Linked DNA regions of Homo sapiens: region 1 is linked to region 2. The links are chromatin contacts, found by Hi-C or POLR2A ChIA-PET in ENCODE. All regions are on one chromosome and are shown on one strand. Each heading gives the region's core, a stretch centred on a gene start or an enhancer-like site at or near the end of the contact. The rest is flanking DNA. Distances are from core to core; before and after follow the strand shown. Region 1 overlaps TXNDC5 (thioredoxin domain containing 5). Region 2 has its middle 28 kb from the start of SNRNP48.

Evidence for each region. A loop is a pair of places that touch in the nucleus more often than their neighbours do. ChIA-PET counts read pairs that join two places held with the same protein, here RNA polymerase II (POLR2A). Pooled maps may share reads with other maps.
Region 1: a map of mammary epithelial cell shows a loop between it and region 2 (3-fold over the local background). The contact joins two enhancer-like sites. A Hi-C loop is called at or near these places in 1 of 168 maps with a recorded cell type or tissue (mammary epithelial cell) and 3 of 50 pooled maps. POLR2A ChIA-PET finds 5 or more read pairs at or near these places in 3 of 52 experiments (IMR-90, OCI-LY7 and activated CD8-positive, alpha-beta memory T cell).

The regions. Positions count from the first base shown.
Region 1 is chr6:7,897,821-7,900,787 of GRCh38, forward strand. TXNDC5 (thioredoxin domain containing 5) reads right to left here. Exons shown (of 10, transcript NM_030810.5): 3 at 1,756-1,861. It overlaps BLOC1S5-TXNDC5 (BLOC1S5-TXNDC5 readthrough (NMD candidate)), which reads right to left. Exons shown (of 13, transcript NR_037616.1): 6 at 1,756-1,861. Among named protein-coding and RNA genes, the nearest start is that of TXNDC5, 11 kb to the right of the region's middle. Within about 2 kb of position 1,318, at least 5 of the 41 ENCODE cell types and tissues checked have a DNase peak (open chromatin) inside an H3K27ac peak, as active enhancers do.
Region 2 is chr6:7,616,968-7,619,751 of GRCh38, forward strand. No RefSeq gene overlaps it. Among named protein-coding and RNA genes, the nearest start is that of SNRNP48, 28 kb to the left of the region's middle. Within about 2 kb of position 1,469, at least 4 of the 41 ENCODE cell types and tissues checked have a DNase peak (open chromatin) inside an H3K27ac peak, as active enhancers do.

The DNA.
Region 1 (2,967 bases), core at 68-2,567, 280 kb after region 2:
TCCTCCTTAAAATTGGTTTGCTACCATCCAATATATGTGTCCCCACAAAGAGAATATTTTCACAAAGGAAACAATGTCCAATTGAAAACTATGAAAGTCACACCTGCTCATTCAGCTTTCTTGCCAGGACAAAGATGCAAATTTCCTGAGAGGTCTGTGGTTCTTTTAGCTAAAGTTAGGTAAGTCTCTGGTTCAACGACATAACATCACACACCAACAGTCTCCACCATACAGTTCAGAGAGTTTTTTTTTTTTTTCCACGATAGTTTTTGCTCTGTTGCATAGGCTGGAGTGCAGTGGCATGATCTCGCCTCACTGCAACCTCTGCCTCCTGGGTTCAAGTGATTCTCCTGCCTCAGCCTCCCAAGTAGCTGGGATTACAGGCACCTACCACCTGGCTAATTTTTGTATTTTTAGCAGAGACGACGTTTCACCATGTTGGCCAGGCTGGTCTTGAACTCTTGACCTTGGGTGATCCACCCGCCTCAGCCTCCCAAAGTGCTAGGATTACAGGCATGAGCCACCACACCCAGCCGAGTTGAGAGAGTCTTTGCAGGTGAGGGATGGAAGCACTGAATCAGCAGCCAAGTTTCTGATTAGGTCATCAGAGAAGATGGGGCAGAGCGGAAGAGCCGCACAGACACACTGGAAACTGGCAACAGTAAGCGGCAAAGCTCCAAAAGGACCACCACAGACCACCTTCAAATCAGTGGGCGCTTAGCTGATACAAGAAGGTAGTCTTAGGTATTTGTTGAAATTGAAATTACAAAGACTTCAGATGCTCTTCCTAGCTCATCAGGATCCTACAGTGTAGGAACACGAGTGTTTTTCCAGTCCCTCTCCAACACAGCAGCATGACCCACCAGGTCTACCCGGCATCCAGGGACCTGAGCACTCGGCATTAATCAGAAGGCACCACCCACAAAGGAACACTTAACCAGTGGTTTATGATCATGATGATTTATAAAAAAGTGAAGACTTCCAACATCAACTGGGGAGGGGGAGGATTATAAATCCTTTTTAGTACATAATATTCTAAGAGTCTACAATCTCCTGATATTAGCCTTAGTAAGGGAAGTGCATTAAGACACAGAGTATTAATGGTACAAAATGATGTTATAAGCAAAGCCCATTAGAGACTCGGGGACTGAGCACCGAGAAGAAAAGGAAGGATCCACCCTACGGGTACAGCTGTCGGGCTAGGCCCGAGCCAGAGGGCTGCAGGTGGTGGAGGGCAAAGGTCGGGGGGATGGGAGGAGGCTCCAGTGCTGGCTTGGATAGGAGATTCTAGGCTGGGCCCAGCCCTGACCCCAGGTGGTCCAGAGTCAGTCTCTGATGCTGGGGTACAGTTGTGAACTGTATTACCTGTGACAGTGGCAGGGTGGCAGTGTTAACAAAGAGTAAGTGCTTATCTGTGAGGCCACACAAGTGACTTCCCTGAAGACTGACTACAGCCAAACAAGGCGCAGGGTGGTGGGGAAGACAAACACCAAAATGGTGGTAACTGCTGAAACTCAGGGTTTAGCCTTCTCTTGACTTTTGTGCACATTTAGGTATTTCCACACCAAAAAGTTTCTGTAAAAGTTCATCTTTACCTGTAATACCAATAAGCTCCAAAAAAAGTAGAGTTGCTTTAAAATGGCAGCCTTAATCATTAACCTCAACTGGCCTCTGCCCCGTTACATATTACCCCAAAGATGTAGGCAGGGAGAGAGGGAGGGAGGGAGGGAGGGAGGGAAGGAGGTAGACACTCACCACTGGCTCCTCGTTCAGTGTCTGCAGCATCCAGTTTTCCAGTGTCTGGAAGTCCCGAGGACCCTGGTACTTCACAGCTTCTTGGCCTGGCTTGAAAAGCTTTAAGCTGAAAGAATAACAAAGGATTAGACAGAGCAAAAAGAAAGTTGTCTTATCAGAGAGCAAACTCATTTAGTGAAACAATCAGAAAATGAGCTGTCAAGGGGCTGCAGCCAGGCATGTATCTGCTCCTCTCTGATAAAAAGGAAACAAACATAACGTTCCAGGAGATAATACATTCAGTTAATCCTAAACTTTCAGAAGTTTCTGGTTTTATTCAAGGAAAACTAAAATGAGGTGAAAACTTCCAGCCCGCTGCTGTGACTGAGGCCTCAAAAGCTACAGTACTCAGTGCTCCTCTGCAGCAGCCTCGGGCCTTCCCTGCAAGCTACTGTTATGCTTTCCCGGCTTCAGCAGTTGTTGTCTGTGTTCAAATTAGGACTGGAGCAGACACGGTGTTGTTTTGCAATTAAGGTATTCTTCCAGGCCACCTGGCAGGTATTCAACTCTTACAAGGCCTGAATATCCAGTTACTGTGAGAATTCAAGTTTCCAGCTATAAGAACATCCTTGACATTGACTGATGCTGTCCATTCACCTTCCCATAGAGAAGGAATCTTTTCTTTTTCCTACAAATGTTGGCCTCTGAAGGAATCTGCAGAGAGGATACGGGAGTAGGTCCTTTAACCATAAGCAAAAGACATCACCAGAGGATGAAATTAACACTCAGTTCCTGTATCCCTCCAGCAGTCACGGGAAAACGTGCTCTAATACTCTAGATAAAAATTCATAGAAGGTGTCAAGGATAGGCAAAAATGTGACTACCAATAGAAGAAAAAAGAAATACAGAGTACCATTTGTTAGCAAGCCTGCTCATCTAAACACCCCTGCCACTTCTACAGCGCGTATGTGGATTTTGTGAGTAAATGCCCAATGTACGGTATCAGAATTGTAAGACGGCAACATATGTAAAATCTGACATGAAGGTTTGAATAGTGTCTTAGTTCAACGGCTGTAACAGAAGACCACAGATTGGGTGTCTTAGAAACAACAGAATCTATTTCGCCTAGCTCTAGAGACTGGGAAGTCTGAGATCAAGGTGCCAGCAGAGTCAGTGTCTGGTGAGGGCTTTCTGGTTCACAGATGGTGTCTTCTTGCTGTGCCCTCACATGGC
Region 2 (2,784 bases), core at 219-2,718:
ATCAGCCTAATCAAAGCCAGTATCATCCCAGACAATCAGAAAACTTTCTTCTGGGTCTGTATGCTTCCAGCTTGTCTCCCATCTTGTCTATTTCTCTGTGTAGGAGCCAGGAGCCTGCACGGTCCTATAATAATGAAGGTAAGACCATGTCACTTCTCTGCTCAGAACCCTCCAGCGGGTCCCCATCTCACACAGAGGAAAGTCCAGATTTCTCACCAAGACCTAAAGGCCCGCATGGCCTGTGCCCACCCCTCGCTCTAACCTCACCTCCCACCGTGGCCTCCCTCACCCATCCTGCATCCACTCCTTGCTCCCCAGGTGCATGAGGTTTGGTCCCATCTCATGTTCTCGCTCTTCCTCCTGTTGAAAATCTTGTTCTTCACGTCCTCTGGTTCTCTATTCCAGAGTCATCTTTTCAGAGCCGCCTTTCCAGACCCTCCTATTTAAAATTGTACTTTCTCCACCCTTTCCCCTTCCATTGTTTTCCCCTGTAGCACTTTGTAGCCTAACATAGCTTATGAGATTGTAAGTTTCACAAGCGCAGGGACTTGGTTTCTCTGCTCCCTGCTGGATGCCCAGTGCCTGGCAGATGGTGGACGCGCCACAGCTATTTGTCAGATGAATGAATGAGGACCAGTGTCCAAGGCGATCCAATTTCGAAAAAAAAGGAACATATTCTCTCTAACCTGTATACGTCTGGTTGACTAAAGCAACAGTATTTTAAATCAATTTTTAACTAATTGATGACTTATTTATATGGAGAGGAGCTGCCATTGCTCATTGTTTCTCTGTCGGGACGGAGACAGCAAGGCAGATTTTCTCTGTCCTGGGAAGAATCAGGTGAATACATTTGTTTCTGTGGACGTGCAGCAAGCTTTGTCCTAGAGGGGTGGGCCAGGGCCTCTTTGGAGACTTCAGGAGGCTGTCCCTTTCTTTGGTCCCTCCTTCAAGTGTAGGGAGATAATGAACTTCCTTTGAGGAAAGAAATGAAAACCCCAATCTTCTCCTTTTTGAGGCTGAGCATTATCCAGACTTCTACATTTGGAGATAGTGCCTGCTGAGGCGGGTCTACTGACAGAAGTAAGCTCCAAGGCCTCCCTCAGACAGCTAACCTGGTGACCTGGGTTCCATGGGATGCCCAGATTGTCATGGACATGAAAAAGGCTGTGGGCAGTGCTGGGTGGAGCACCTCTCTGCCTGGGGTACTTGCTTGTGAGTAGGATCCTGGGGATCCAGGCTTATTCTGAGTGTGGGACTTCCTGGGTGGAAATATTCTGGAAAAAGTGGAATTTTGCTGCCTTAAAGAATCACTAAGTCTTGGAACCCGCAGTAGTGCCCATGATCTCTTTGAATTAGACAAGAAGAGTGCTTGATTGTAGCTCTTGCAATCCTCACTGCCTGGCAGGGCAGCTCATTCCGGAGCAGCCTCGTTCTGGGGTAGCTGTGGTTTTCTTCAGCCCCGAGGGCATTTGCTGAGTTTTGCTTTATGTGACTGGATGGGACTGGCCTTGGAGACACTAATAAGCACGTGAGGGTTTTTGGACAATGCGAAGAGTTGGTGCCAAGCCACAAGTGGGAGATGTTGAACTTCCTGCGAATCTGGTGTGTTGTAGCCTGAGTCGGTTTCAATATGAAAAATAAGAGTGACAGTGCCTTCCTTGTATGCTAATCTGGCGAAGTGGCTCATGCTGGCCATGTAACAACCTGGCAGCCTCCTACAGAAGCAAGTGGGGTGTGGCATTCCTGCTGTCTGCATCTTCTGTTTGTCACCTCGCCCACTCTGTGGCCATATCCCTTGTCCTGATGGCTTCCATCACAGCAGCCGGGGGCAACTCAGCCTGGACTCTTCCAAGCCTTTCTCTCTGTTCCTAGCCGTGTGCGGCTAGAGAGCATCACAAGACCCCAACCTGGTGCCACGAAGGGGTAAGGACCCCAGTCACTCCCCTCCACACCTTTAACTCCCCTCTTCCTGTCTTCTTTGCTTTCCTCAAACTGACAGCCTGGCCACTTCCCACTTCACTTAGAAAATAGAAACTGGCAGACACAAACTTCTTTCCCACCCTGCCACAAAGGCTGTTCCTTTCTGGGCATCTGGGATGATGAGAGCTGATGGGTACTGAGTGCCTCCAAGGAGCTAGGGCTGCCCTACAGGCCTCACACGCTAACTCATTTAATTGTTTGTTCTCTCCTACATAAAAACCCCCAACCCCAAACCAACCAACAAAACCCAACGCACAGAGAGATTAAGCAACTTGACTGAGCTCACACAGCACTGGGATGAGACCTCAGGCAGCCTGACTCCAGAGCACCCAGCACCTGCTACGGAGCCTAGAACACAGAAGGCACCCAGGAAAAACGGGTTGAATGATTCCATGCAGGAATCTAGGAGGCTGAACTTCAGCTTTAGAGTAGAATGCCCGTCAGCTCAATATCAAACACAAAGGGAAAATAATGATGATTTTGGGGAGGAAGAAGTGGTGAGACACAGTAAATTTATACTTAAATTTTATTTTCCAATGCAAAAAATATCTTCTAAGTGAAGAACATGTGACAAATTTGCACAACTATAAAGAAGGAAAATAAAGCCACTAGGAAACACAGTACACTTTGTTCCATTTTGAAATCCAAATATCTCTGGGAAAAATACTTCTACAGGCCACTCTCCTTTACATCTTTGTCACAATGAATTTCAGATCCCCACTGACATTACTGTGATAAGTGTTTAAGATTCAGAGGTGCCAAAATGGAGATCAAAGTCCTAATTGTGGCAGGATGCGCGGTGGC